Linked DNA regions of Homo sapiens: region 1 is linked to region 2. Evidence: chromatin loops called from intact Hi-C (ENCODE). Cell type or tissue: B cell. All regions are shown on one strand. Each heading gives the region's core, and the rest is flanking DNA. Links, peaks and the distances in the headings are about the cores only. Region 1 overlaps CUL1 (cullin 1). Region 2 overlaps CUL1 (cullin 1).

What was found. Hi-C counts contacts between places; a loop is a spot of excess contacts. Peaks named below come from ENCODE experiments on the same cell type or tissue, not always from the same donor. Only the 100,000 strongest peaks of a DNase experiment are listed, where the experiment ranks them.
Region 1: it touches region 2 in a loop (2.4-fold over the local background); 2 of 110 quality-filtered maps call a loop at or near these places.

The regions. Positions count from the first base shown.
Region 1 is chr7:148,784,823-148,799,964 of GRCh38, forward strand. CUL1 (cullin 1) reads left to right here. Exons shown (of 22, transcript NM_003592.3): 12 at 1,729-1,777; 13 at 2,167-2,298; 14 at 3,735-3,852; 15 at 4,928-5,004; 16 at 5,488-5,619; 17 at 7,904-7,996; 18 at 12,990-13,037; 19 at 13,115-13,197; 20 at 13,750-13,855; 21 at 14,453-14,566. Among named protein-coding and RNA genes, the nearest start is that of EZH2, 92 kb to the right of the region's middle. RefSeq lists an enhancer at 13,215-14,414. In B cell, for the core only: no CTCF peak of the experiment used is centred there; no DNase peak of the experiment used is centred there.
Region 2 is chr7:148,738,819-148,755,600 of GRCh38, forward strand. CUL1 (cullin 1) reads left to right here. Exons shown (of 22, transcript NM_003592.3): 3 at 15,158-15,332. Among named protein-coding and RNA genes, the nearest start is that of CUL1, 48 kb to the left of the region's middle. In B cell, for the core only: no CTCF peak of the experiment used is centred there; a DNase peak (open chromatin) is centred at 8,663.

The DNA.
Region 1 (15,142 bases), core at 6,863-14,862, 48 kb after region 2:
AAAAGACCGAGAAATACCCACATACCAGAATGAAAAGACTACAAACAAGTGTCACTTGAGAATAGAGTTGTAGAAATCTTAAGTAAAATATTAACAAGCCAGATTTCCCAGTGAACTAAATAATAATTCTTCAAAACATAGTATAGCTTTCTAGGAACATAAGGATAACCCAGCAGTACCAAGTCTGATGTAATTTACTACATTAACAGAGAACCATGTACCAACTATGTGACCTTTTTGGTAAATGATGGGAAAACATTTGATGAAGGTCAATAGCTTTCTCTTAACGCAGTTTACCCAAGGCCAGTGAGAAACTCTGAGTGTTTGATTTTTTTTTCCTGTTTATTGCAATAAACAGGAGTATTTATTCCTGGTTTAATGTGTAATTTAACAATTGCGATCAGATCCTCTCCAGAAATGAGAGGGGACTTTAAATTGGAAGGCCTCTGATGACTTGGTTTCATTTTAGGGGGCTGCATGTTATGACTATGGAGATACTCCACTGGGTCTTCATTCAGTTTGTTTGACAGAACACTTAGTGTCCTTTTTTTTTTGAGACTTAGTCTTACTCTGTCGCCCATGCTGGAGTGCAGTGGCACAATCTCGGCTCACTGCAACCTCTGCCTCCTGAGTTTAAGTGATTCTCATGCCTTAGCCTCCTGAGCAGCTGGGACTACAGGCGTGCCACCACACCCGGCTAATTTTTTTTTTTTTTTTTTTTAGTAGAGACAGGGTTTCACCATGTTGGCCAGGCTCGTCTCGAACTCCTGACCTCAAGTGATCCACCCGCCTCAGCCTCCCAAAGTGCTGGGATTACAGGTGTGAGCCACCACACCTGGCCTTAGTGTCCTTTTTATCCTTTGTCTTTTCATAAATGTCCCTCGTCAAGTCTACTGATACTAGTTAAGGCCACTGATGCAGACAGAATGGCAGAGACATTTCCACAGCACCTCTTTAATGAGCGTGTGTTGGGTGAGTGGAGTCAGGGAGGCACTAAGTTAAACTGCTCCAAGGGAAGAGGAACACCCCTGACCCAAGAGTGCCAAGAATAGGGTTGGGTTTTCTGAACCAACTTTTCTAAAGTTGGAGACACCTCTTCAGAGTTTCTGTGGTGGCTGATTCGTTTTATATGAATTAGGGGGTCTTGTTTATAAAGCAGTCTTGTAGAAAAGACCTGTACAAAAATTCATCTACCTTTAATTCACCTTTGAATTATTATTTGTTCATAGAATGAATCAGTTGTTAAAGGACAATCATCTCTTGTATATACAACTACAGAGGGCAGCAGTTTAGTAGGAATTTAAACCCCTTCATCATCTTTAATGACTGGGCCATGAAAGGGAATCTATGTGCCTTTTTATTTCTCCAAAGTTAAATTACAGCAGACTAGAAAGCAATTGGTAAAGTGAATTTCCTTTACTGAAGTTTAAGTGGATTATCTTAAAGGCAAACTTCTTCAGAATGTTTTTGGAAATGTTTTATAAATATCTCCTGTTGGTTTTCACCTTGGATATTCTAAATGACTACTTCATAATCTGTTCTTCAGTGTTGAGGTTACAGTATGAGATTGCCAGTTTGCTGTAGGTAAGGAAAGTCAACCTTCCCTCTTCCTCTGCACTAATCTGATGAGAACTGATCTTTTGAATGCTTGAAGCTGCATTCTGGCTAAGTGGTGCTTGTTTAAACGTACTGATGTTTTAAAACATGGTATCTTTTTAAAATTTTCAGTTCCAAGAACCCAGAGGAGGCAGAACTAGAAGACACACTCAATCAAGTGGTAAGTGCTTCATGAGCATACCCATTTCCAGTAGCTGTGTATTTCACAAGCTGTTTGTAATGTTATTTGTAGATGGCCTCTGAAATGTGAAAAGTAATAATCATTGATTTTATTTTGAATCTCTGGTTTTACTTCCTAAATTGAGTTACTACTTTTAGCATTCATACTTTTCTCATTAATACTCAGTCAGTCCAACTCACTGAATTAAGGGACTCACAAAACTTTCAAGACTCTGGAGTGGAGATTTTGCCATCATAAACGTTGGCGTACAGACCTGCCCAAAGCCAAAGGCACATCTTGGCTCCTGGCTTGTGGCCGGTGACAGTCAGCTCTGCACTGTTGGCTTGTGTGTGTGCTGGTTAAGTGTGTTGTCTCGGTGGCTTTGCCAGATGGTTGTCTTCAAGTACATAGAAGACAAAGACGTATTTCAGAAGTTCTATGCGAAGATGCTCGCCAAGAGGCTCGTCCACCAGAACAGTGCAAGTGACGATGCCGAAGCCAGCATGATCTCCAAGTTAAAGGTGAGTTTCATCTTTTCCTGAAAAATCCCAGCTTCTGAGTCATTATTAAAACAGCTCTATGGCCGAGCGCGGTGGCTCATGCCTGTAATCCCAGCACTTTGGGAGGCCGAGGCGGGCAGATCACGAGGTCAGGAGATCGAGACCATCCTGGCTAATATGGAGAAACCCCATCTCTGCTAAAAATACAAAACATTAGCCGGGCATGGTGGTGGGCGCCTGTAGTCCCAGCTACTTGGGAGGCTGAGGCAGGAGAATGGCATGAACCCGGGAGGCAGAGGTTGCGGTGAGCCGAGATCACACCACTACACTCCAGCCTGGGCAACAGAGTGAGACTCTGTCTCAGAAAAAAATAAAAAAGCTCTTAGTCTCTCCAGGTTATGAGGCAGGCAGAGGAGTTTGTGCAGTGGTTTGTACAAGAAGCTCTGCCACTGCTCTTCTGAAAGCCTCCCACAACTATCACTCTACTCTCGTTGGGCCCCGGTGCCTTCCCAACCCCTTCCCCACCCCACTGTGGGGCTTCCATCCTACCCAGGCCTGGCTGGGCTCAGCTCACCATCTGTGGGGCCTCTCCTGCCTCCCACACCTTTAGCCTTGCAGCACATTCACACTTCCACACTGTGCTGGCCTGGAGCTGAGTGGAGGTTTTGTTTGCTCTGGGCTTGGTTACTTTGCTGTCACGCAGCCCTTCCTCTGCCACCTCCTTTGCGTGCCTGTGTGTCGGCGCTGTCGAGTGCTCTTATCTGACTTGGGACATACTTTACTTTGGCCCCAAATTATGTAGGTATCTTTGTCAGCGTGGGCTGCCATGACGGAATACCATAGACCAGGTAGCTTAAACAACAGAAATAGTTTCTCACAATTCTGGGGGCCACAAGTCCGAGATCAGGGTGCCAGCTGATTCGGTTCCTGGTGCAGGCCCTCTTCCTGCTTTGTAGGCAGCCACCTTCTTGCAGTGCCTCACGTGTCAGAGAGAGAGTGCAGAGCTCTTGCACATCTCTTACAAGCACACCAATCCCATTGTGAGGCCCCATGCTCAAGACCGCATACCTCCACACAGCATCACGTTGGAGGTTTGGGCTTCAACATAGGGATTTTGGGGGCACACAGTTCAGCTTCTGGTAAGAGATAGAGACAGATTATTTCATCATTGTATTCTACCAGTGTCAGGACACCTTGCTCTTAAATGCTCACAAATTGTGTATGAATTGTGTGTGTGAACACTTCACTGTGCAACATAGAGTTGTGGGGTTTTTTGACAGTGTATTAATATTAATCCATGCATATTTGTACTGTAAAATATAGCAAAATGTTACTAGCTTTGCTAGTAGTTCCATATAATTAAGTATATATTGTATACTCTGATTTCTCTAAGATTCCCTTGTATACATTTGTATTTTTGTACAAATTAATAAGACAGTCATCTGGGTTCTTCTCAGCAAGCTTGCGGGTTCGAGTACACCTCTAAACTTCAGCGCATGTTTCAAGACATTGGCGTGAGCAAAGATCTGAACGAGCAATTCAAAAAGCACTTGACAAACTCAGAACCCCTAGACTGTGAGTATCCGTGTGTCTCTATGTTGTGTTTACAGGCAGAGTTCTCTGTAGCAAATGAAGAAATGACAAAATATTAGGTGAAGATGGGAGGGGCTTTGTCAGAAATTCAAGAACTAAGAAGCGGGAGATTCCTCCCAAATGCCCAGCCCTCCTCCCCCGACTCCCGTGTGACATTAGGAGATGACAACCCTTGAAGTGGTGTCAGCTCTACTGGGGCAAGGTCACCACCTGTTGGGATCTGGGGAGGGACTCACAGGCGTGGTTTTGTCTTGTAAACCTTAGCTTGGATCCATTCTAGCATTTATTTTAATGTTCACTTGGCCTGCATAGGTAACAGTCAAGCTAAAGACCTGTGGCTTCAGACTGGGATTAGGGATCAGTACAGGCAGGTGCAGGTGATTCAGTTCTCCAGGAGAGGCAGCTGGGCTGGTATTTTAGGGCCTTGCATAGTAGTAGGATGGCGGATTTATGCTTACATCATCTTTTGATCATCTTTGTCTTTTTAAATGAAAAATGGAGAATTTTATTTTTCCCAAATCAGAATGACAATTCTATTGTAAAACTGGACAGTTTTGCCAGTGGGCTTTTTAACTATCTGCGAAGATGAAATTACTGTTATAATTTATAGACCATGTGTGGCGTTTCCCAGTAATAAGTGAAACATACACTATAATGAAGTTAGCGGTTTTCTCCTGCTTGTGAGTTTGCATGAGTCTGGGGCTGTGATGATGCCGGGCCTGGCAAGCACAGGCGTGGCTTGAGTGGACTGAGTGATTCAGGACAGAAAAGGAAAGCAAGGGAAGCAGGGCAGGCGTGTGACAGCAGAATTCCGAGGTGGAAGCAAAATGAAGACTCTCACTCTTTGGAAGAAAAGAGTATCTGGCTCTTGCACTTTTTGCTAATTTTAATTGAATAAAATGTTCAATTCTTAATTTTATATTCAAGCAGGATTTTTATTTAATGTGCTTTTTAATAAAGAGCAATCCACATTCATCTGAAATGATTGAATTTTTCAGTTTATAAACTAATTAATGTATTCCAGAATGTTCACTCTCCCCTCTCTTCCGTCCCACAGTGGATTTCAGCATTCAAGTGCTGAGCTCCGGGTCCTGGCCCTTCCAGCAGTCTTGTACATTTGCCTTGCCGTCAGAGGTAAGGATGGGTTTGTCTGCCATCCCATTAGTGCTAAGTGGAGGGTGGGGCAGGGCAGCCTTCACTGTGGAAGGGGACAGGCCTGCAGATGGCCTTCCTGCTGGCTGGCTGCATCACGGTGAACCATGGGGGCAACACTCAGGGAAGAGCCCTGTGCAGTGGGGCAGGTCTGGATGTCTAAAGGTGGGCTGTCTGTCCCAGCTCTACAGACATGTTTCCTTATCTTGTAAAGCAGAACCTAATTAGTTGTGTAATGAACACCTCGATGGACCTGCTGGTCTTGAAGTACAAACCTTTTTTAAGATTGTACCTTCCAGTGCTTAAAGTGCTTTACAAGAGAGGCAGACACCTGGCGTTTGTATTTTACTTTTATGTAAGCACTGACTTTGTACTGTAAGCTTGGAACAGTGGGCTTTACTTAGAAACGCTGCCTGTAGGATGTGGTGAGATCTGTATTCCATATAATGCTGTCCTTTTATCTAGTTGGAACGTAGTTATCAGCGATTCACAGCTTTCTACGCCAGCCGCCACAGTGGCCGAAAATTGACGTGGTTATATCAGTTGTCTAAAGGAGAATTGGTAACTAACTGCTTCAAAAACAGATATACTTTGCAGGTAAGATCACATTTTTATCTTAAAATTTTTCTATTCTAAATGAACATAAGGCAAATTATGGAAATCATTATCAGCTGACTCAGCAGCAGAATCTAGAATTCAGCTTCTGGTGAAATAGTGGCAGGTTTAAAGCATGGAGTTGTAAGAATCAGATGAACCAAATTCCAATTCTTTCTGGCTGGGGAGCAAGTTATTTAATGATTGTGAGCCTCAGTTTTCTCCTCCATTAATGGGAGTGTTAGTACTTTATAGTTGGGAATTGATGTGAAAATTAAATAATGTATTTAGTAAGTGTTTGGCACCGCTCCTGCCTGACACACATCAGCTGTTCAGGTAGTGACTTCAAAAGCTGGAGTTGCATGCATTTCATTATATCAGCTCTCCACCTTACACAGAGCACTTTCACATTAATAACACTCAGTGCTGACAACAATATTGAGTACAACCTAATTTATACCTATGTAACTAAGAATATTTCCATTTCTTAGAGGAGAAAACTGAGGCTTGGGTTAATTTAAGTGAATTTCTCTGAATCCTAGCTTATATGTAGCTGAGCCAAAATTTCAGTTAAAGTCTTTTCTCTTAAAGTCTAGGCTTGGGCTGGTGTGGTGGCTCACGCTTGTAATCCTCACGCTTTGGGAGGCTGAGACCAGAGAATCACTTGAGGCTAGGAGTTTGAGACAAGCCTGGACAACATAGCAAGACCCCATCTCTAGATATTTTTTAAAGTAAAAAGAAAAAAAAGTCCAAGCTCTTTCTACTTCCACTTTTGTACTGAGTGGTCTTCACAAGTAATGGCATATTTTAGTCTCTGAGAAGTTTTCACCAGTGAGTTTCTAAGAAGAATTGCAAATCTGTGTTTAAGTATTAAGAAACTCCAGAATGGGTTGTTCTGCAGACTCAAGCTGCTCATTAATTTAAACTTTTCGTAAATCTACTGTGACTTAAAATTGTTAAAATGCATAGTATTATGCTGGCTCCAGAGGTCTTTATCAACTTGAATGTTTCTTACTATACAATTGAAATTTTGTTTCATTTATCCCCAAATATACATAGAAGAATCCATGTGTTCCACTACAGTACCTGGAATTTCAGTGTCCAGTTTTTGACGGTGGAGGCTTTGCCTAGGGTGTGTCTGCCGTGTTAAGGCAGCCCGGAGCGGGCCCAATAGAAAACATTAGCAACACGCTCGTTCCCTTGTATCTCTGTTCAAGGCCCTGGAAGCAGTGTTGTCTGTGGGCCGCCCTGAAACAGGCATGTGGCGTTTTTTGTTTCTCTTTCCATTGACCAAGGTCTTGCCGAGAGGCAAGCAGTGACTGACAGTCATGGGTCATTACTTGTTGCTGTCGATTATGCAAGAAAACAGGGAGAAGAGAAGGAAGGCGTCCTCGGGGTGTTCATTCGCTTGCACACACTCAGCAATCAGGAACCAACACGTGCTACCTGTCTTTTAGAAGATACTTTAGGGCCGGGTGCAGTGGCTCAGCCTGTAATCCTAGCACTTTGGGAGGCCAAGGCAGGCAGATCACAAGGTCAGGAGTTCGAGACCAGCCTGGCCAGCATGGCGAAACCCCATCTCTACTAAAATACAAAAATTAGCTGGGTGTGGTGGTGCACGCCTATAGCCCCAGCTACTCTGGAGGCCAAGGCAGGAGAATCCCTTGAACCTGGGAGGCGGAGGTTGCAGTGAGTCGAGATTGTGCCACTGCACTCCAGCCTGGGTGACAGAGCAAGACTTTGTCTCAAAAAAAAAAAAAAATAGAAATTTAGTACACTTGCCATTTCATACTTTACTTACTTTTTTCATACTTTCATAGTAAAGTACTTAGGATTAGAAAACCAAATATAATTTGATATTTGTGTTGTTTTACATCAATAATGTGCCAAAAGATAATATTCCTTAGCTCATGTGCCAAAAACAGATTTGGAGATTGATGCTTAACATGTCCATATATACCAGGTGTGTGTATATGTGATTGTCTCTATAAATGCGTGGGGACGTATCTATAGTATGTATCCACATAGACAATACGTTTTTTAAAAAAAACCCTCAAATTATTTTAATGTTTGTAAACATGGAAAATGAATGACTTTGGGAAAATGTTGCATTGTAGTGGCATTGCCACGTTTTATATTCCCTTTTAAATAGATCTGTGCTTTTTTTGTACTTGTTTAAAGAATTTGTTTCATAAATAAGTTCTTCAAACTTGGGCTGTATATTTTGGGAGGTGTTTCCATGCATGTAAATTTTCCTTCTTTTTCTTTTATATGGGGGGCCGCAAAGGCGTCGACATTCCAGATGGCTATCCTGCTTCAGTACAACACGGAAGATGCCTACACTGTGCAGCAGCTGACCGACAGCACTCAAATTAAAATGGTATTCTCATCTCAGGCTCGTTGTTCTATCAGCTTGCCGTTTCCTTGTTCTCGTGGATATTGTTAGGAAAGATAAGGAAGAGGATATGGGCATCTTTAATTTGAAATAGATGTTTGCCTCATGAATATGAATATGGCCTTATTCCAGGATTTTAATACGCACTACAAAAAGCTTCATGTTAAAACTCATTGTTGAGCCAGGCATGGTGGCACATGCCTGTAGTCCCAGCTTCTTGGGAGGCTGGGGCGGGAGGATCACTTGAGCCTGGGAGGTCGAGGCTGCAGTGAGCTATGATCGTGCCACTGTACTCCAGCGTGGGTGACAGAGACCCTGTCTCTTAAAAATAAAACTACGTGTAACACACACACACATACTCCTCATCCATGCTTTTCTCTCATTCATTTAACCAGTTAGGCTTTTCTTACTAAGCTTAAATTTCCACTTTAGTATTATTTTTCCTGCTAGCCATATTTTTTATTGAGATATATTTTAGATAATAAAATTTGACATAACATAAAAGTCATTTTAAAGTGTACAAAGTGGTTTTTAGTATATTCACAAGCTTATAGAACTACCACCATTATCCAATTCCAGAGTGTTTTATCACCCCAAAAAGAAACCTGCACCCATTAGCAGTAACTGCCCGCTAGCTCCCAGCCCCTGACAACCATTAATTTGCTATCAATTTGCCTACTCCAGACATTTCATATAAATGGAATCATATAACACATGACTTTCTGTGCCTGCCTTCTTTCCCTCAGTGTATACTGTTTGCAAGGTTTGCCCATGTTCTAGCATGTGTTGGTACTTCATTTCTTTTTGTGGTCGAATAATCCAATGTATAGATGGACCACATTTTATTTGTTCATCAGTTGATGTACATTTAAGTTGTTTCCAATTATGAACAATGCTGCTGTGAATACATGTTTTCAATTTTCCTGGGTATATACCTAGGTATAGAATTGCTGAGTCATGTAATAGCTGAATTTTTTGAGGCACTGCCAGACTGTTCCATAGTGGCTGTGCCATTTCATATTCTCACCAACAGTGTATGAAACTTTCAGTTTCTCCATATCCTCACCAACATTTGTTATTTTCATTTTTAAAAAAAATTATAGCCATCCCAGTGGATGTGAAGTAGTATCTTGCAGTTTTTGACTTGCATTTCTCTAACAACTAATGATGTGTAGAATCTTTTTTGTGTTTATTGCCATTTGTATATCTTCTTTGGAGAAATGTTTGATCAAATTCTTTGCCCATTTTTCAGTTGGGTTATTTGTCTTTTTGTTGTTGAGTCGTAAGAATTCTTTTAATATTCTGTATACTAGATCCTTATCAAATATGTAATTTACAAATGTTTTTTCCCATTCTGTGGGTTGTCTTCTTACTTTCTTATATACACACATTTTTAATTTTGATGAAGCCTATTTTATCTATTTTTTCTTTATATTGTTTGTGGTTTTGGTGTCATTTTTAAGGAATCATTGCCTAGTCTGAGGCCAAGGACTATTCTCTCCCTATTGTTTGGTGCTGGCAAACTTGTCAAAAGTCAGTTGGCCATAGGTATATATGGGTTTATTTCTGGATTCTCAATTATTTTCCAGTGATCTGTATATCTTTACTATGCCAGTATCACACTGTCTGGATTACTGTTGTTTTGCAGTAAATCTTGAAATCGAGACCCCTAACTTCGTTTTATTTTCCCCCAAGATTATATTGGCTATTCTGGATCCCTTATGTTACCTTATGAATTTCAAGATCAGCTTGTCCATTTCTACAAAAAGTGCAGTTGAGATTTTGATAAGGATTGCACTGAATCTATAGATTGCTTTGGGGAGTATTGCCATCTCAGCAGTATTTTAAGTCTCCCACTCCATGAACATGGGATGTCTTTTCATCTATTTAGGTTGTCTTTTCTTTCAACTGTGTCTCATGGTTTTCAGTGTATGCATCTTCTACTACTTTCAATTTATTCCTAGTTTATTCTTTTTGATGCTATTATAAATGGAATTGGTTTTTAGTTTTTTAATTGAGACGGAGTCTTGCTCTGTCTCCTAGGCTGGAGTGCAGTGGTGCAATCTTGGCTCACTGCAACCTCCGCCTCCTGGGTTCCAGCAATTCTCCCACCTCAGCCTCCCAAGTAGCTGGGATTACAGGCGTGCGCCACCATGCCTGGCTAATTTTTTGTATTTTTAGTACAGACAGGGTTTCACCATGTTGACCAGGCTGGTCTTGAACTCCTGACCTCAAGTGATCTGCCTGCCTCGGCCTCCCAAAGTGCTGGGATTATAGGCGTGAGCCACCGTGCCTGGCAGAGTTGTTTTCTTAATTTCACTTTTTTCTGTTTTTTTGAGACAGGGTCTCTTGCTCAGGCTGGAGTGCAATGGTGCAGTCATAGCTCACTGCGGTATCAAATGATCCTCTCTCCTCAGCCTCCTGAGTAGCTGGCACTACAGGCGCTTGCCACCATGCTCAGCTAATTTTTGTATTTTTTGTAGAGATGGTGTTTCACTGTGTTGCCCAGATTGGTCTTGAACTCCTGGGCTCAAGTGACACTTTCACCTTGGCCTCCCAAAGTGCTGGGATTACACAGGCATGAGCCACCATGCCAGCCTGTTCCACTTTCTGATTGCTCGTTGCTAATGTATAGAAGTACAACTAAGTACCGCAGGGTGTGGTGGCTCACGCCTGTAATCCCAGCACTTTGGGAGCCCGAGGCGGGCGGATCACGAGGTCAGGAGATCGAGACCATCCTGGCTAACATGGTGAAACCCAGTCTCTACTAAAAATACAAAAACAAAATTAGCCGGGCGTGGTGGCAGGTGCCTGTAGTCCCAGCTACTCGGGAGGCTGAGGCGAGAGAATGGTGTGAACCCAGGAGGCGCAGCTTGCAGTGAGCCCTGATTGCGCCACTGCACTCCAGCCTGGGCGACAGAGCAAGACTCTGTCTCAAAAAAAAAAAAAAAAAAAGGTACAACTAATTATTGTATTTTGATTCTGTTTCCTATAACATTGCTAAATGTTTATTAGCTCTAATTTATTAGCTCAAATAGTTTTTGGGGGGATTCCTTAGAGTTTTTTGATATACTGTCATATCATCTATAAATACAGGCAGTTTTGCTTCTTCCTTTTCTTATTTGGCTGCCTTTTATTTCTTTTTTGTTTGTCTTTGTTTTTGCCTGATTCTTCTGGCTAGAATTTGTGGCAAGAACAAGCATCCTTGTCTTGTTACTGCCCTTATTGGGAAAGCTTCCAGTCTTTTACTGTTTAACTGTGATGTTAAAGAGTGATGGTGTTAGCTGTGAGCTTTTACTAGATGTCCTTTATCAGACTAAAGAGGTTCCCTTTTATTCTTAGTTTATTGAATTTTGTATCATGCAAGAGTGTTGTATTTTGTCAAAATGCTTTTTCTACTCTGTCAAAATAACTGCTTTTTTGTCTGTTAATATGGTGTATTGCACTGATGTTGAACCACCCTGGTGTTCTTAGGGTGAGTCCCACTTGGTCATGGTATATAATCCTTTTTCTATGTTGTTGGGTTTAGCTTGCCGGTATTTTCTCGAGTTTTGCATTTATATTCATAAGGGATATTGCTCCATTGTTTTCTCAAGATGTTCGTTTGGTTTTCGTGTCTGGCTAATCCTGGCCTTATGGACTGAGTTAGGAAAGTCATTTTGAATGACTATTTTGTAATCATTCTTCGAATTACTCCTAAATATATCTTCAGATTCTAATAACAAAATGAGTTTGTGCCTTTGTAGGTTGGAGGCCTGGTTGCCCCCTAGACTGTGGGGAGGGCTGTGCAGACGGGTCCTGAGGACAGGGCTGACAGGTGTGGACTGTCAGGTCTTTGCTTGGCTGCTTCTGATCAGGATTTTAGGCCAGTCTCCTGAGTGGTTCTCAGTGTTAGAACTCCCTCAGGAGGCTGCCGCTGCTCTCTCCTTTCTGCCCACAGTAGATGCTGTCCAATCAGACCTGGCTCAGGAAGTGGGCACCCCCGCACCCTGCTCTAGATGCAGTGGGCAGTATTCGAATGGCTGCTGGCAGTTCTGGGTCAGTTACTAGACTAGAGAGAGGCCTCTCGCTTTGACAGCTTTCACCACGTATCCTCAGACCAGAATGGGTACCCATTATGACGACAGGACTCCACTGCCCGTGGGTTGTAAGAGTCCGTGTGACTCTGTGAGTGCCCTCAGGCTGGTCCCTTGGATTTCATGGGATCATAAAGCTGTGAGGCTGAAGGAGGGCTGGGAAGCGTTTACCACACCCACCATTCACAGATGAGAGGCCACACAACGTGCTTGAGTGCATCAAAGGCAAGTTGACAAGGTCGCCTGCCGCTGAGCCCCACTGTTCTCATGAGCAGGACATTATTTTCAGTCTTGCTGGGCAGCTCTTTAATATTTCTTTTGTGATGATCAGTGTCCAAGATGAGCTGTCAGGCACTTAAGAAGTGAAGAGTTCCTGAAGATTTCATTGTGCATGGTTTCCAATACAGGTTCAACATCCCTAATCCAAAAATCCAGATTCCAGAATGCTCCACAATCCAAACATTTTTGAGCACCAACATGATGCTCAAAAAAAAAAAAAAAAAATGCTCATGGCGCAGTTGAAATTTCGGATTTTCCAATCAGGGCTGCTGAATCTGTAAATCCAGTGCAGTATTCCGAAATCCAAACACTTCTAGTCCCAGGCATTTCAGATAAGGGTTACTCAACCTGATTTAAGTATAACAGAATTGTTCATTTCTATTATTGTGTGATCAAGGCCAGAAAGGGGTTGATTTCACTTCTAGAAGTCAGGGTGGAAGGAAGCAGTAAATTTAGTGAACTTCTAAGAAGTACCAACTTTTTTTTCCTTCCAGCATACTCTTCTTTTGGGTGATTTTTTTTTTTTTTTTTAATGGAAAATGGACTGTGAGGTTGCCTGTGGTGGTTATTGCAAAGAAAAATGCATTTTCCCTTTAACTTCCTCTTTTTCTCTTTAATTGCAGGACATTTTGGCGCAAGTTTTACAGATTTTATTAAAGTCGAAGCTATTGGTAGGTTTGCGCCCTTTTATCTTACACTAGAAGAAGCCTTTTCCTGAGATTGTAGAGTAACAATTGTTTTCTTACAGGTCTTGGAAGATGAAAATGCAAATGTTGATGAGGTGGAATTGAAGCCAGATACCTTAATAAAATTATATCTTGGTTATAAAAAGTAAGAAAAATCTAATAAGTAGATGGCCCTTGACCATAGACACGTCCCCCGGGAGCCCTAGCACGGATCTCAGTATTGTTACAAACCAAGGGAGACCGGGGACTCAGTGTGAAGCGACAGGCACTAGGCTGGGAGTGTGAGGTAGGCCTTTGATTCCATTCAGCGAGCCTGATGTTTCTCCAATTCTGAGCTTCTGGGATTTTTATTATTTTGGCAAATAAGTCTCCTTAAATGGCTCACCAAGAAAGTTTGGACCTTTGTGTCCAAGTGGCTTGATTTTATCTCACTTGACAAAATTTGGGAGAGCAGATTAGGGACCTGGATTTTCTGTAATGTGGATGTCCCTGTTAATGGCCGAGTAGGAAACTAGGCCATGATCGGACTCTACCCAGTGCTGGGTAGAGGACATTTTCACGGAGAGCTCACAGAAATCAACATTCTCCCCTCTGTCTAGGGAAGCAGGGCACTTCTTAAAGGTTGAAAAATAGAAAGCAGCCTTCACTGCCTACCTTTTAATATAATAGTGATCGGTTTCCTCATTTTTCTTGATAGTAAGAAATTAAGGGTTAACATCAATGTGCCAATGAAAACCGAACAGAAGCAGGAACAAGAAACCACACACAAAAACATCGAGGAAGACCGCAAACTACTGATTCAGGTGACTTATCTGTATGCCTGTGCCAGGTGTGCTGTCCCTCACGCAGGGATGGCTCGCAAGGACGGGCCGTGGGGGGTAGGCGGGGGTGACAAAGGAGTGATTGCCAGATGAATGGGTCTGTGATGGCAGAAGGTGGCAAGGCCGAGAGCCAGGGCCTTGTTATCTGAATTAGTCCTTTATGTCACCAGGCAAAACAGGGCAGTCCTCTTGCTCTAAATGTTGGAAAGCAAACATTGTGGCAGGTTTGGCTGAAATGAGGGGGAAGGAGAGTTCTTCAGTGGGGAGGATGGGCAGCTTCCGTGGCCTTGAAGATTTAATTTTGTCTCCTTTTTTTTAATGCTTTATGGTTGAGTTAAATTATTGAGGTAAAATTGCTCAAAAGACCCAAACATTGTAATGTTTGCCACGTTAGAGTTGAAACATAGGCAGGTAGAATTGGTTCCCTCTCCCGTCTCACCTGCAGGATGTTTGTTGCCTGTTAGGAAATTGTGATCCTGTGCATAGGCGTCGGCAGCCTCTGTGCAGCTTGTCCTTAACTATCAATACAACGTTGTTACAGCTCTAAATGCACTTCTTTTTCCTTATCTTGTTGCATAGGCGGCCATCGTGAGAATCATGAAGATGAGGAAGGTTCTGAAACACCAGCAGTTACTTGGCGAGGTCCTCACTCAGCTGTCCTCCAGGTTCAAACCTCGAGTCCCTGTGATCAAGGTACAGGACTTTACATAGCAGTCACATTCCTTTCTTAATTTAGAAGATAAAAGATGTAGCAAAAAGTGGATTGATTGCTGTAGCATGAAGGAGGAGGGAGCTGGCTTCTTTGTATGTAGATTTCTATAAAAGAAAGTCGGCTTCAGTTTAACTGTTGAAACACACATACAAAGTGCACAGATGATGAAGTGCCAGCTTGATGACTTTCACAGTCAATACACTGTGTGATCAGCACCCAGGTAAGAATTGAAACATGCCCGGCATCCCGGAAGCCCACCCACCCCAGCCAGCACCTGTGTCCCATAGAAAATCACTGTCGTGTCTTCTGACACCATAAAACAGTTTTGCCTGCTTTTGCGTGATACATAAACAGATTCTAGAGCACACACTCCCGTGCCTGGTAAGAATTTCCTCAGCAGTATCTTCGGGAGGTTCGTCGCATTGCGGTATCGAGAAGCACTGGGTCGTTTTTGTTGCTTTTATGGGTGTTGTGTTATGGGAACACACCTTCCTTTATGTAGCCTACTGATAATTGACATTTTGCTTATTTCTGATTGGGTTTGTTTAAAATGGTAA
Region 2 (16,782 bases), core at 4,379-12,378:
TTTAAGAATAACTTTAGATGTGACCATTTTTCTCCTAAAGATTAGTCATAGTTCGTTTTTCTACTCTTCTAAAGTAAATGATTTATGAACACTTAATTTGTGTGCATGTTGAGGCAACAGGTGGTGAGTGTGGCATTGTGGGGGGCGGTGGGTTCAGGGAGCAGCAGGAGCCCAGGCATAGAGAGCAGCGGGGAGGCTCCGGCCCTGTCCTTTCACACAGGCGCCCTTCAGGGCTCATTCTTCAGGAAAATGGCACACCTCATAATTCAGGAATACATCCGTTTCACAGTCCTTCCTTGAACATGGGGAATTCTCCCCTTCCAGATAATACACTTGAATTATCCCAATAGCGCTTTTTCCTCAGGTCTCATACCAGTGAGGTGTGAGGAGGGGCTGGTGGCCTGGACAGATCTCCCTCAGGCAGCTTCTGATCACATGAAGAGCCTGCTCATTCCATTTCTGATAACATTTCTCCATATAGTTCAGTTGATTTAAAGCTGAGATAAAAATACTGTGAAGCTAAGACTGTGTGTCATCAGAGCTATATAAGATCTGCTTTCACTCCTGCCTCTGCTGACTCAGCCTGGATTCAAAGCACAGTTGATCCTGTTCTTTAGGCGAAGGTGCCCTAAACCGGGGGCACCTCTCGGGCTGCCATGTAAACTTCGTGTCCGTTGAGCACCTTTTTATATGCTCGTTGACCATTCGTATGTCATCTTTTGTAAAGTGTCCAAGTCTTTCGCCTCCTGTTTTTTCCATTTTGGGGATATTTTGCTTTTTGTTAGTTTTAGTTCTTTATATGTCAAGGATACCAGTGTTTTGTCAGATATATTTTGCTAATATTTTCTTCAAGTCTGAGGCTTGCTAATCATTTTCTTAATGGTGTCTTTGGGTGAGCAAATGTTTACTTTGGGGAAACCTAATTTATTGGTTTTATTTTATTTTTGCAGTTATTGCCTCTGTGACATAAGAAACCTTTGCCTAGATCTCAAATATATTTTGTGTTTTCCTCATAAGACTTTATGGTTTGGGCATTTACTTTTAGACCTGTGATCCACCTGGAGTTAACTTTTGTATATGGTGTACAGTAAGGCTTAAGGTTAAATTTCCCCTGTGTGGATATCCAATTATTCCAGTGTCATTTGTTGAAAAAAACTTTTCCTCAATGGACTGTCAACTTCTTGTCAATGTCTACCCCAAAAGTTGATTGATTGGAATGGTATTGAATTTTTTTAATGGCTTTTTTTTTTTTTGAGACAGTTTTGCTGTTTTTGCCCAGGCCGGAGTGCAATGGCGCAACCTTGGCTTACTGCAATCTCCACCTCGCAGGTTCAAGTGATTCTCCTGCCTCAGCCTCCTGAGTAGCTGGGATTACAGACGCACGCCACCACGCCTAGCTAATTTTTTTGTATTTTTAACAGAGACAGGATTTCACCATGTTGGCCAGGCTGGTCTTGAACTCCTGACCTCCAGTAATCCACCTACCTCGGCCTCCCATAGAGCTGGGATTACAGGTGTGAGCCATTGTGCCCAGCCTTAATGGCTCTGAGATCTAATTCACATAGCATACAATGCACTCATTTAAAGTGTACGTTTCAATAGTTTCTGGTATATTCACAGATAATGTTCAACTGTCACATTCAATTTTAGAAGATTTTCATCATCTCAAAAAGAAACCCTGTGCCCTTTAGTTGTCACTTCCTTCTTACCCCTACCTTCTACTAATGTACTTTGTCTCTATAAATTCACCTATTCTGAACATTTTGTATACATGTAACTATATGATATGTGGTGTTATGGACTTAATTGTGCCTCTCCTCCATTCATATCTTGAAGCCCTAACCCCCAGTATATTTGGATGGTATTTGGAGGTAAGGCTATTTGGGGGAATAATTAAGGTTAAATAAAATCGTGAGGGTGGGGCCTTACCCTGATAGGATTGGTGTCCTTATAAGAAGAGGAAGAGACACCAGAGAGCTCTCTCTCCACATACACAGAGGAAAGGCCATGTGAGGACACAGTGAGAAGGTGGCCGTCTGCAACCCTGGAAGAGAGCCCTCACCAGAAACCAACCCTGACAGTACCTTGAGCTCGGACCTCTAGTCTCCAGAACTGTGAGAAAATAAATTCCTGTTGTTTAAGCCGTCTTGTCTGGTATTTTGTTATGGCAGCCTAAGCCGACTAATACATGTGGTCTTTTGTGACTGGCTTTCTTCCATTTAGTATAATGTTTTCTAACTTCATCCATGTTGTAGCATATGTCAGTACTTCATTTTTATGGTAAAATAAGATTCCATTCTGTGGATATACCACATTTTGTTTATCCATTCATCAGGTGATGGACAGTTGGGTTATTTCCAACTTTTTACTATTACGAATAGTGCTGCTGTAAATATTTGTGTACAGGTTTCTATGTAGACATATGTTTTCATTTTTCTTAGATGCCTACAAGTGTTATTTCTGGGTCAGATGGTAACTGTGTGTTTAACCATTTGCAGAACTGCCAAATTATTTTCCAAAGTGGCTGCATTATATTACTTTCCCACCAGCAGTGTATGAGGGTTCCAGTTTCTCCACATTCTGGCCAACACTTGTTGTGTTGTGTTGTATTTATTTATTTAGTTATTTACTTACTTATTTTGAGACAGAGTCTTGCTGTAATTCAGGATGGAGTGCGTGGCGAGATCTCAGCTCACTGCAACCTCCTCCTCTTAGGTTCAAGCGATTCTCCTGCCTCAGCCTCCCGAGTAGCTGGAACCGCAGGTGTGCATCACCATGCCCAGCTAATTTTGGTGTTTGTAGTAGAGACAGGGTTTCATCACGTTGGCCAGGCTGGTCTCGAGCTCCTGGCCTCAAGTGATTCTCCTGCCTCAGCCTCCCGAGTAGCTGGAACCGCAGGTGCGCATCACCATGCCCAGCTAATTTTGGTGTTTGTAGTAGAGACAGGGTTTCATCACGTTGGCCAGGCTGGTCTCGAGCTCCTGGCCTCAAGTGATTCTCCTGCCTCAGCCCCCCAAAGTGCTGGGATTGCGGGCATGAGCCACCACATCCGGCTCAACACTTGTTATTTTCTGACTTTTTGATTCTAGCCATCCTAGTGGGAATGAAGTAGTATCTCATTGTGGTTTTGATGTTCACCCTTATTGAAAATCAGGTCCACAGATTCATGAGTTTATTACTGTCATTTTGTAGTAAGTTTAGAAATTGTGATGTTTGAGTCCTCCAATGTTGTTCTTTTTGTAGATTATTTTGGCTCTTTTGAGTCTCTTGAAATTCTATATGTATTTTGGAATCAGCTTGTTAACTTCCTACAATGAAGCCAACTGGGATTCTGATAGGGATTACATTGAATCTTTGGATCAATTTGGGGAGTATATTAGTCTGTTCTCATACAGCTAATAAAGATATACCCGAGACTGGGTAATTTATGAAGGAAAGAGGTTTAACGGACTCAGAGTTCCACGTGGCTGGGGAGGCCTCACAATCATGGTAGAAGGCAAAGGAGAAGCAAAGTCATGTCTTACATGGCAGTAGGCAAGAGAGCTTATGCAGGGAAACTCCCATTTATAAAACCATCAGATTCTATGAGACTTATTCACTACCACGAGAACACTATCGGGGAAACTGCTTTCATGGTTTGGTTATCTCCACCTGACCTTGCCCTTGACAGATGGGGATTATTACAGTTCAAGGTGCTATTTGGGTGGGGACACAGCCAAACCATGTCAGGGAGTATTGCCATTTTAATTAATAATTCTTAAATCTTTCTACCTTTTCTGGTTTTTTTTTTTTTTTTTTGAGTTGGAGTCTCACTCACTCTGTTGCCCAGGCTGGAGTGCAGTGCATGTTCTTGGCTCACTGCAGTCTCTGCCTCCCGGGTTCAAGCGATTCTCCTGCCTCAGCCTCCTGAGTAGCTGGAATTACAGACATGCACCACCACGCCCAGCTAATTTTTGTATTTTTAGTAGAGACTGGGTGTTTGACCATGTTGGCCAGGCTAGTCTCAAACTCCTGACCTCAAGTGATCCACCTCCCTCAGCCTCCCAAAGTGCTGGGATTACAGGCATCAGCCATCATGCCCAACTCTTTCTACCTTTTCTGATATAAGTATTTGAAAGTATAAATTTCCTTTTAAGGATTTTTAGCCTTATTCTGCAAATTTTGATATGTTGTATCTTCATTACCATTTAATTCAAAACACTTTATTTGACCTTTGAATTATATAGGAAGATATTGTTTAGAAATATTGGATTTTCCCGGGTAGCTTATTGTTACTAATTCCTAATTATAATTCCATTTTGATCAGAGAACACACTGTATAATTTCCGTCCTTTTAAATGTATTGAAACGTGTTCAGTGGCCCAGAAAATAGCCTATCTTGGTGAATGTGCCATGTACTCTTGAAAAGAATGTGGGTTCTGCAGCTGTTGGCTGTAGATGGTGATGTGCTGGAGCTGGATCAGATCAGCTTGCGGGAGATGATTGTGCCCATCTCTCTCCCATCTCCCTGTGTGATATTGTCCTGTTGGTAGCTTGCATCTGCCATGGTGGGAACCTTATACAATAGACATCTATGGAGGCTACAAATCAGGGCTTTTCTTTTTTTCTTTTCTCCCTGCTCAGAGAGCCAATTTACCAGTATACCACTGGGTGTAGAATGTTACAACTGCCCATACAGATCATCCAAGTTGTGATTGATATTTTTCCTATGGTCTAGTTGCTGAGAGGAATGTTGAATCTTATCCTATGATTGTGAAATTGTCTCCTTTACCCTTTAATTCTGTCAAATTTTCATATATTTTAAGCCAGGTGTGGTGGCTCACATCTGTAATCCCAGCACATTGGGAGGCCAAGGCGGGCAGATCGCCGGAGGCCAAGGCGGGCAGATCGCCTGATGCCAGGAGTTCAAGACCAGCCTGGCCAACGTGATGAAACCCTGTCTCTACTAAAAATACAAAAATTAGCCGGTCATGGTGGTGGGCGCCTGTAGTTACTCTGGAGGCTGAGGCAGGAGAATCGCTTGAACCTGGGAGGTGGAGGTTTCAGTGAGCCGAGATGGCACCACTGCACTCCAGCCTAGGTGACAGAGCAAGACTCCATCTCAAAAAACAAATTTTTTTTCATATATTTTGAAACTCTGTTGTTAGACAAAAATACATTTGCGAATATGTCTTTTAAGTACATTTATTATGAAATGTGTCCCTTTTTATCCCTGGTAGTAATTTGTTGCCTGATAGTTATTAGCTTCTTTAACCTCTTTCTATGCTTAATGTTTGCATGATAATCTTTTTCCATCCATTTGCTTTCAACTTATGTGTATTTTTATATTTAAATTGTGTCCCTCATGTCAACATATAGAGCGGTCTTGCTGCTTTGCCCCTTCTGACCATCTCTGTCTTTTAATTGTAGTTTTAGCCCATTAACATTTGTTATAATTATTAATAGATTAATTTTAGGCCTACCATTTTGTTTTTTTCTCCCCTTAAAAAGTTTCTTTGTTCTTGCTTTCCACCCTTCTTTAGGATTATTTGAAATTTTTTTATAGTTCCTTTTTAATATATTTGTTGGTTGTTTCTGCAGTGTGTGTGTGTGTGTGTGTGTGTGTGTGTGTGTGTGTGTGAAAGAGAAGAAGGAATAAAGAGATTGCTCTAAGGATATAATACACATTTTTCTTAACATTCCACTTAGAGTTAAGATTGTATGACATCATAGAAAATGTAGAGGAATTGTGGTTGTATAGTTCCATTTACTACTCGTATCGCTCTCCTTTATATTACCTCTACATATGTTTTTAAACCCACAAGACGATATTATAAATTTTTGTTTTAAACCATCCTTTGTATTTTAAAGAATTAAGAAAAGTATATTTACCCAGATACTTACTGTTTCTACTGCTCTTCATTCCTTCCTAAAGATGCAGGATTCTATTGTAGTGTCAGTTTGCTTCCACCCAAAATGCAGGTCTCTACTATGAATTCCCTTAGTTTTATTTTACCTGAAAATAGCATTATTTTGCCTTCATCTTTGAAGGATATTTTCACTGGCTATAGAACTACAATTACTTTTTTTCTTTCAGCATTTTTTTTTCTTTCACCACTTAAACATGTTATTGCACTGTCTTCTGGCCTTTGTAGTTTTTGATGAGAAGTTACTGGTCATGTGAACTCTTTTTCTGTGTTACGTTCTTTTTCCCTGTCCGCTTTCAAGATTGTTCCCCCTTTGGTTTTCTAGAAGTTTTAATCTTTTTTTTCCTCTCAAGAGTTGATCGTTTCTGTTGGTCTCTGTGCAAACCCATGACTCGTCTTTATTTTGCTGTCAAGACCATCCAATGAGTAATTTATTCTAGATTTCCTGGTATTTCAGTTCTAGAATTTTTATTTTGTTCTTTTTCATGGTTTCTGTTTTTGTGCTGCAATTTTCATTGATTATGAACATATTTTTCTATATCTTTTATTATAACTATAATAGTTGCTTTAGAGTCTTTGTCTCCTAATTCCAACATTTGGGTCAACTACAGCTGGTCTCTGTTGATTGTCTTTTGTCTTGAGAGTGGATCTCATTTTCCTGTTTCTTTTACATCAACCATGTTGGGCTGTGCCATTCCCTTCTTCCAACACTAGGCCACTTTTCAGTATACACCTTCTTTTGGTGGTTCTCTGGTGCCTTCAAGATCATTGTTTTAATATTTTTTCTAGAGTTTATCGTTATTTGCCAGAAATGTGGTTAGGTACTTCGGTACATTTAAAATTGGAATCATGGTTTAAGTAACTGAAAGTTTCAGAGGCTCCATAGTGACTATTAGGATGAAGATGGACTGGAGGTAGGGGGTAGAAAGGAGATGTGTTCTCTATTCGCAGGAAATCAATAATTTACGCAAACGTTGATTGGTCAAAGAACAAAACAAGCATATGACTTAAAGACATGTACATATCCAGCTAAAAATGAAGAACTAACTCTAGAAACAGTTAAAGATGTTTCCCACTATGGGTGGGGAGGGTGGGATCATAACATTCTGGCTTGTTCTTCAGTTGTTTTGCTTGTTTCATCTCTTCAATTTAGATATACGTTGAACCTAAATTGTCATAAGCAGGAAGTCTCCTAACCACTATCATCTAATGCTTTCCATTCCTGACTAGATAATGGTGAGGAGTGATGCTGATTTGGGAATGAATGTGATGTTAAACTGAGTAGAAACTTCAAAACAGCTTTTAAGAAGCATTCGTTTTGTTTCAATTGTGCCTTTCAATCTGTTTTGTGAGGCCCCTTGCCTGTGTGTGTGTGAGGTCCTCTCTGAGGGGTGGGCTTGGGGGAGGAAGTAATGGTGGGGAGGGGCAGTGTTCTGGGCACTGAGCTTTCCTCCACAAAGAACACTTGGTGAGAATGAAAGGATTCTGTGGCCAAAAGTTTAAAACCCCTAGCCCTGCTCTCTGGAAGCAACTGCTACATTGATTCATTGATTCGAGTGCATTGCAAAGTCAGTGCACATAGTACAGTAGCTGGCCAGGTATCAGTGATGACCTAGTCATCATCATTGCATCAGTGCACACTTGCGTGCAGCCTTGTTCTTTCTGTCAGCAAACTATTTAAGGACCATTGCAAGAATCTGCCCTGAAAGAACAAACCTTTGGATATCAAGAAAGCTCAGGATCAGACTTAGAAAATGGATGGGCGCAGATTAGGAGAAAATCCTAGAATTAGCCTTGGACTACTACTAAGGAGTGCTAACATACTTAGTGGCTCGGAGGACAACGTTATGTGGAAAAACACAGACATCCTTAGTAAGAGTCAAAATGATTCAGAATGGACTCTATGTAAAACCATTTTGGCAATATCCTAGCCAATCTATTTAGCTTTTCTTTATCCACTTACGAGAATGTTAGGATAAATCTGTTTAAGTCTAAAACAGGTGATTCTTTAGTAAGTAAAAGTAAAAATTCCATCTGATGAAAATGCATTCTAGTTGGCAGCATTTTCTTTTCTTAAATATACTTAATGATACATGTTACGATTGATGTCTTAGCTGAAATGTGATAAATATATTGCAGTCTTTTTAACCACCATCTATTCCATGACATTGTTAAAAGCTGCGTACTCTATCTTCAGGTGGACCCGAGAGTGGGTTTAACTAAGTTTGACAAATAGCTTGTTACGAGTTTTTTGCCATTAGGAGCAATGCTGTGATAGTTTGCTAGCTAAGTATTTGTACATTTCCGTGATGATTTCCCTGTGATAAATGCTTATGAATATAATTGCTGTATCAAAAGGAATGCACTTGTTGAAGGCTTTTGAATATTCCAGATTTTACTTCAGAAACGGTGTAATTGTGTACACTCTTAAGCATATGGAAGCTCCCATTTTGCTGCACTTTAGCTATCATTGGGTTTGTTTTTTTAAAAACCTTTGTTAATTTAGTAGCTGGGAAGCCATAGATTGCCAAGGAACAGCAGTCAGGCTGAACTAAATAACCTGAAACATCCTGGAACCAAGCACCTAAAACTGGGTGCTGTGTGAAATACAGCAAAGTGTAATGCTCTGCACAAAAGTAAGAGGGAATTCCCAGGCATCTGAAGAAGAGAAGAGAGCTGAAAATGAAGGTGCTAACCATTGTGAGCCTCTGTGTGGCAGCATAAGGACTTGAGCAAGGTAGGCTGGCCGGTAGGGGTCACACAGAAAAGGAAACAAAGCCTTACACCTGGCTGGGAGGGGCTGAGAGCTGACGTTTCCATGGAAACCTGGAAGACAGAAGCCTAAATACCCTTAAGTGTATAGGTGAACTGAAAAAAATAATAATCATCGACCTACTCTCCCAGGAAGGCAACTGCTAAAGGATTTAAGCTGAGCTCTGGATATAAGGAGAGTGGGGAAAGTTGTCTTTAGAATCAAGGAGCAAAAACCACTATGGAAAACAAGACAGGTTTTTAAAAGAGAAATTCTATAAATGTAAAATGAAGTCATTAAAATTAAACACTAAATTTGACACAACCAAAAGAGAATCACTTAACCAGATGGCAGATCAGGAAAAATTAGAAAGTTTGAACAAAGATAAAGTGATAGAAGATCATTGAAGACTTTCAACCAAGGTATAGAAGGTAACATGAAAATATCTCACATAGACGTAATAGAAGAGCTAGGAGAAAATAGAAAGGGGACCGGAAATATTTGAAGAGGTAATAGAATCTTCCAAAATTGTTGCAAGGTAAAGTGGGCATGTCATATTTTAAGGTAATTAACCATTTCAAGAATGTATAACTCCAAAATAAAACAAGAGCTATAAGGGAACAAGTAAACTACCATTCCAGTAGAAGGGGAAAGGGAGGAAAACCGGAAACATAGAAACAGAGTTAAAATAGAAAATACAAAACAGGATCGTAGAAATTAATCCAAATAACAGTATGAAACAGTTTACCTAAAACCAAACTCGTCTATCAGATAATACTAGACTCAGTTTTTTTAAAAAGTCAATTATGCTGTGGTGATTTACAGTAGACACACCAAGACACAGAAACAAAGGTTGAAAATAAAGGGCTGGAACAAAGACATTTAAGGAAAATTCCAACCGAAAGGTATAATAATGTCAGATACAATAAGTTTCTAAGGCAATGTTGTTAGGAATAAACGTGGTTACTTCCTAATCATAAAAGGTACAGGTTACCAGGAATATAATTTCAAATATGTATATTAGTTAACACTGCCTCAAAATATGGCAGATATTTTAGAGAATTATAAGATAAATTGATAAAACCATTTGGGAGATTTCACTAAAAATTTCTTGGTAATTAATAAGCAGACAAATCAGAAACAATATAGAAGATCTGAAAAATAGAGTTGACCAGCTCTAATGGGTCCCTGTATCCAATAGTTAGAGATGGGCATTGTTTTTAGGCACATGTGAAATAATGGCCCCCCCGTTCTGGCCCAGCAGAAATTATATACTTGGCAACAAGTCTCATCACATTTTAAATAAACTGTCAAAAAGATAACATTCTCATGTTTCCGCAATTTAATTTTAAAATGAAATTAAATTTTTTTGAAGGTAAAATACATTTTGGAAATCTAAACTGTTTAACTCTTAGAACGAACAGTGGAAAAGAGAAAATATAACTGAATGATAAGGAAAATATATACACATCAGATTGATGTGATGCAGCCAAGTGGCATGTAGAAGAAACTCTAGTATTAGTATAGGTTTTTCCTATACTTTCCATGTAGTATGAACATTTTATATAAGTATTTTAAATGCTTATTTAAAAAAGGAAATTACAGAGTTAACCAAAACAAGGATTTGTAGAGAAAAGGCATATGTAAGGAAAGAAGTAGTCTGGGCGTGGTGGCTCACGCCTGTAATCCCAGCACCTTGGGAGGCAGAGGTGGGCAGATCACCTGAGGTCAGGAGTTCGAGACCAGCCTGACCAACATGGAGAAACCCCGTCTCTACTAAAAATACGAAAATTAGCTGGGCGTGGTGATGCACGCCTGTAATCTCAGTTATTCAGGAGGCTGAGGCAGGAGAATCACTTGAACCCGGGAGGCGGAGGTTCAGTGAGCCAAGATTGTGCCACAGCTCTCCAGCCTGGGCAACAGAGTGAGACTCCATCTCAAAAAAAAAAAAAAAAAAAAGTAAAAAGGTACAGAAATGAAATAAAGATACAGTAATGAAAATTATTAAAACCCAAAATAGTTCTTTAAAAAACCGACAAGCCTCTGGCAAAATCAATGATAAAAAGAATGGCTTTGAGGCGCCACACACTGCACCCATCTAAAACAGCAAACTTAATCCATAAATGCATGTGTCTGCTCCACCGACTGGCCATTCCCCCATCTCTCTTTGGCCTTCCTACTCCCTGAGACACAACAATCTTGAGTTGAGGCCAGTTGATAACCCCCACAATGGCTTCAGAGTGTTCAAGTAAAATGAAGAGTTGCATTTCTCTCACTTTAGATCAAAAACTAGCAATGATTAAGCCAAATGAGGAAGGCATGTTGAAAGCTGAGATAGGCCAAAAGCTAGGCCTCTTGTGCTAAACAGTTAGCCAAGTTGTGAATGCTAAGGAAAAGTTCTTGGAGGAAATTAAAAGCGCTGCTCCAGTGAATGCACAAATGATAAGAAAGCGAAACAGCCATATTGCTGGTAAGGAGAAAGTTGGAGTGGTCTGGATAGAAGATCAAACCAGTCACAGCATTCCCTTAAGCCAGTGCCTAATCCAGAGCAAGGCCCTAACTCTCTGCAATTCTGTAAAGGCTGGGAGAAGTGAGGAAGCTACAGAAGAAAAGCTAGAAGCTAGCAGAGGTTGGTTCATGCGATTAAAGAAAAGAAGCCATCTTTTATAACAGTAGTGCAAGGTGAAGCAGCAAGTGCTGATGGAGAATAGCAAGTTAGCCAGAAAATCTAGGATCATTGATGAAGGTGGCTGCGTAAGCAACAGATACTCAATTTAGTCAAAACATCCTTCTACTGGAAGGAGATGCCACCTAGGACTTTTTTTTTTTTTTTTAAATTATACTTTAAGTTCTAGGGTACATATGCACAATGTGCAGGTTTGTTACATAGGTATACATGTGTCATGTTGGTTTGCTGCACCCATTAACTCGTCATTTACATTAGGTATTTCTCCTGATGCTGTCCCTTCCCTAGCCCCCCGCCCCACGACAGGCCCTGGTGTGTGATGTTCCCCTTCCTGTGTCCAAGTGTCTTCATTGTTCAATTCCCACCTATGAGTGAGAACATGCAGTGTTTGGTTTTCTGTCCTTGTGATAGTTTGCTCAGAATGATGGTTTCCAGCTTCATCCATGTCCGTGGTAAAGAACATGAACTCATCCTTTTTTATGGCTGCATAGTATTCCATGCCACCTAGGATTTTCATAGCTAGAGAGAAGTTAATGCTTGTGTCAAAGCTTCAAAGGACAGGCTGACTCTCTTGGAGGTGAATGTAGCTGGTGACTTTGTTGAAACGAGTGATCACTTACCATTCTGAAAATCCTAAGGCCCTTAAGAATTATGCTAAGTCAAGCCAATGTGGTGACCCGTGCCTGTATTTTCAGCTTCACAGGAGGCTAAGGTGGGAGGATCACTTCAGACCAAGAGTTTGAGGCAGTAGCCTGCTATGATCATGTCTGTGAATAGCCACTGCTCTCCAGCCTGGGCAACATAGTGAGATCCTGTCTCTTTAAAAAAAAAAAAAAACAAAACAAAACTGTCTATGCCCTAGAAATGGATATTAAAACCATAATAAACCACAGTATGAATGCAAGGCCAAGGTTGTGGTCGATGAAAACTCATGCACTACAGGGTGCTGGATAGCCGCTTTGTAGCACTAAGTTGGCAACTCTTAATAAAGTTAAACCCACCACTTTGGGAGGCCAAACAGGAGGATTGCTTGAGCCCAAGAATTTTGGACCAGCCAGGGCAACATAGCAAGACCCCATCTCTACAAAAAATTGTTTAAAAGGGCCTGGCAAGGTGGCTCACATCTGTAATCCTAGCAACTTTGGGAGGTCGAGGCAGGTGGATTGCCTGAGGTCAGGAGTTCAAGACCAACCTGACCAATATGGTGAAACCCTGTCTCTACTAAAAATACAAAAATTAGCCAGGAATGGTGGCAGGCGCCCGTAATCACATCTACTCAGGAGAATCGCTTGATCCCGGGAGGCAGAGGTTGCAGTGAGCCGAGATTACATCACTGCACTACAGCCTGGGAGACAGAGTGAGACTCTGTCTCAAAAAAAAAAAAAAAAAAAACCTCTCTTGTCACTTTGTCACTTAGTATTTCTGTGCTCCAAGAAACTTGTACTCAAGGAGACCTGCTAGTTTTATTCTTTGCAGCTTTGTAAATACACAAAAAATAGGTATCTGCCAAAAGGACTATTAGCAAGGTCCACCACCAAGAGAGTTGATGAAGTATTGTAAATGTGCGTTACACAGTATATTACAGCTGCGGCTATGTCAGATACCATCAAAAACAAATGGCAGAGCAAATGTACATATTACAGTTTGTATAATTTAAAAATGTAGAACATGGCCAGACGCGGTGGCTCACGCCTGTAATCCCAGCAGTTTGGGAGGCCGAGGAGGCTGGATAGCCTGAAGTTGGGAGTTTGAGACCAGCCTGACCTACATGGAGAAACCTCATGTCTACTAAACATACAAAATTAGCCAGGCGTGGTGGCGCCTGCCTGTAACCACAGCTACTCGGGAGGCTGAGGCAGGAGAATCGCTTGAACCCAGGAGGTAGAGGTTGTGAGCTGAGATCACGCCATTGCACTCCAGTCTGGGCAACAAGAGTGAAACTCCATCTCAAAAAAAACAAAACAAAATGTAGAACATGTGAAATATATTTGATACACATTTATCCAGCAAAATATAAAAACATAGGAATGATATATACCAAATCATGGTGCTATTTGCTAGGGTAAGAGGAAGGAGTGGGATGAAAGAGGGAGAATATAGTGCTTCACTTATAACCTGTAATATTTTATTTTCTCAAAAGTTGAGGGAGGCTGTAGGTGGAATATGAGACAAGTGTGGGAATGCAGTAAGATCTATCAAAACTGGGTCATGAGTATACAGTAGTTGTTTATTGTAATCTGTGATTCTCTATACAATTGAAATAGTTAATAATTTTTCATTGTTTTAAAGTATAGTTCTTTGATTATTACCTAGATTGGTTATTTTATTAGGTTTGGGGGCATTAGTATATATTTATTTTACCTTTTAGATTTTCTGTGGTATATTTTGTTCATGTTTCCATAGAGATTCATTTTTTTAATTGCTTTAAATTACCTTAATTTATTAAAGATAGTTTAAGGTATTTCATCTTAATCTACAATTTTGAATTTATTTATTTATTTTTTGAGACAGAGTCTTGCTCTGTCGCCCAGGCTGGAGTGCAGTGGCATGATCTCAGCTCGCTGCAAGCTCCGCCTCCCGGGTTCATGCCATTCTCCTGCCTCAGCCTCCCGAGTAGCTGGGACTACAGGCGCCTGCCACCACGCCCGGCTAATTTTTTGTGTGTGTTTTTAGTAGAGATGGGGTTTCACCGTGTTAGCCAGGATGGTCTCAATCTCCTGACCTTGTGATCCACCTGTCTCGGCCTCCCAGAGTGCTGGGATTACAGGCGCGAGCCACCGCGCCCAGCCTGAATTCATTTTTTTGTGTGATCTTACTTAGAAAGGGCCGCTCCAGCCTGAGAACAGATAAGCGTTCACATATATATTCTTGGTTTTACTGTTTTAGCTTGTATATTTTAAATCTTAATCCATTTGTAATATATTTTGGAATATAACATGGAATATTTAGAAATATCTTGCCCTCATGCCATTTATTAGATAATCTATCTTTTACCCGTTGTCTTGAAGTATCTTTATATAGTAAATTCTTAATTATACCAGAATATTGTTTTGTTCTGTTTTGTTGATCTTTCTGAGTATAAGTATCTTTCCGTTCATTTTATTCAATTAATAATACATGCAGATAAGCTCATCATATTTAAAGGATACAACAGAACACGGTGGTTTTCTGCCCTGCCTGGCCCCATCTTCTCATTCTCTGCGCTCCCCCTGCAGATGCAGCTGTTTTGCAATCAGCTGTCTGTGCTGTGGTTTATACATCTCTCTCTTTCTCAGGAGTGTGTGGACACTGCTGCCGTTCACTGATAAGTTTTAGATGGCTATGACTATTGTAATATAAGGACTTGGCTCTCTGAGTCATTTTAAAATAAAGTTTGTGTTATTTCAATATTTAGAATCTGTGCCTCTGAAAAAGTTACAGCTGAGCATCATAATAGACAGTGCTTATTGTTAGCTTTTTGTTTTTCCTGGAGTCAGTAATTGCATTTTTCTTTTGGGACAGTTTTCCACAAGGTCAGTCACATCAGATAATCTAAAAGGTCCAGATTTTTTTATAGGCAACCTCCCTCCTGGAATGTTCCCTTCTCCACCTTGGCGGTGTTGCTCTCAAGGCCTACCAACAACCTTGTGAATGGGGCTTGTTGACTTTTAGCTTTATGGATAGTGTGAATGGGATCTTTGTTCCATTCTAGTTTTTAACAGGTTTTGGTTGATATATTGGGAATGCATTGGTAATGAAATATAAGAAAATATGTTTATGTTAATGACCGTTAACGTCTGTGATATATGTTGGTTTCCTTAACTTTTCTCCAAGTCATGTTTATAACTACTGTACTAGTGTTCACCAGTCAAACCAAGCACGAGGAGCTGGAGTTCCTCCTTCTAAGTCGAAAAAGGGGCAGACACCTGGAGGAGCTCAGTTTGTTGGCCTGGAATTATATAAACGACTTAAGGAATTTTTGAAGAATTACTTGACAAATCTTCTTAAGGTAAGATGTTTTATATATATACTGAGTATTCATAACAGGATATAAAAAAAGTGAAATAATGGTTCTAACTTGTTAAATCTTTCACTGTCATCTGTTACTGTTTTAGACACTAACGTAGGTGACAGTGTTTTGCTATTGCATAGTCTTTTACCTACTGTGAATATGAAATCACCATAAACTATATTCTAGGGTTTTGTTTTTTCGAGATGGAGATCTCACTATGTTGCCCAGGCTGGATTTTTGATCTCCTGGGCTCAAGTGATCCTTCCACTTCGGCCTCCTGAGTAGCTGAGACTCTGCAAATGCTCACCACCGTGCCCAGCTCTTTCTGTTTTTTAAAATTAGAAAGCTTTGATAACCTTTTAGCATAATAGTGCTTTCGTTAAATTACCAACCATTTTGGATTTGGTTGTTAGAAATGATGAACTTTTTCATTTAAAGCAAATATGTATTCAAATTATCTGCATTTTACTGTGAACCCAATGTGGTGTTCCCTATCAAGGTGTAGAAATAATTGTAAGGTTATTCAGTCTTGGAAACCATGTTTTTCAAATGTGATCTTGCTCTTTACACATGGTTATGAAGTACTTTTTTTCTTTTCCTTTTTTTTTTTTAAGACAGGGTCTTGTTCTGTCACCCAGGCTGGAGTGCAGTAGTGCAATCATAGGTCATTGCAGCCTCCAACTCCTGGGATCAAACAATCCTCCCGCCTTAGCCTTCTGAGTAGCTAGGACTACTGGCATGTACCACCATACCCAGCTCCCAGCTAATTTTTAAATCTTTTGTAGAATCAGGGTCTCTTTATGTTGCCCAGGCTGGTCTCCAACTCCTGGGCTCAAGCAGTCCTCCACCTCCACCTCCCGAAGTGTTGGGATTACAGGTGTGAGCCACAGTGCCTGGCCATGACGTGTATTTCAAAACTGCTGTGAAATTGTGCTCGTGACTACGATGAGTTTCACTGTGAATATCCATTTCCTTCTAGCGTAGGTCCCTCCCACTCCAAGCCTTTGGTTGGGCAGTGTGGTGGAGTCTTTTCCCCTTCATCTCCCGCCTTTTCTTCCTTGGTCTTCATCCTTTGTAGCAAAGGCAGTGTGACTCCTTGTATCTAGCCACAAGATGAGCAAGTGGGTCCTTCATCTGGTTCTACACTGTCAAAGAGTGAAGACGTCTATACTGTGACCCCAGGGAAATTTGCAGGAACTCTTCTGTGTATATATTTTAAATATTTTTTATTTACACAATGTGCAAAAATTCTGCATGCTGCAAAATTGTTTTACCTAATTTATTTTTGCAAGCTAATTGAAAACTTTAAAACATCTTGCTAACAGACTGTATGTAGTTGGCTGGCCATAAGTTGTGACTAGTGTATTATTTTCATCTTCCCCAAATGGTGTTTCTAAGGTCTTGCTGAAGCCACTGTTCTTTTTATTCACAACACATCATAAAGTGA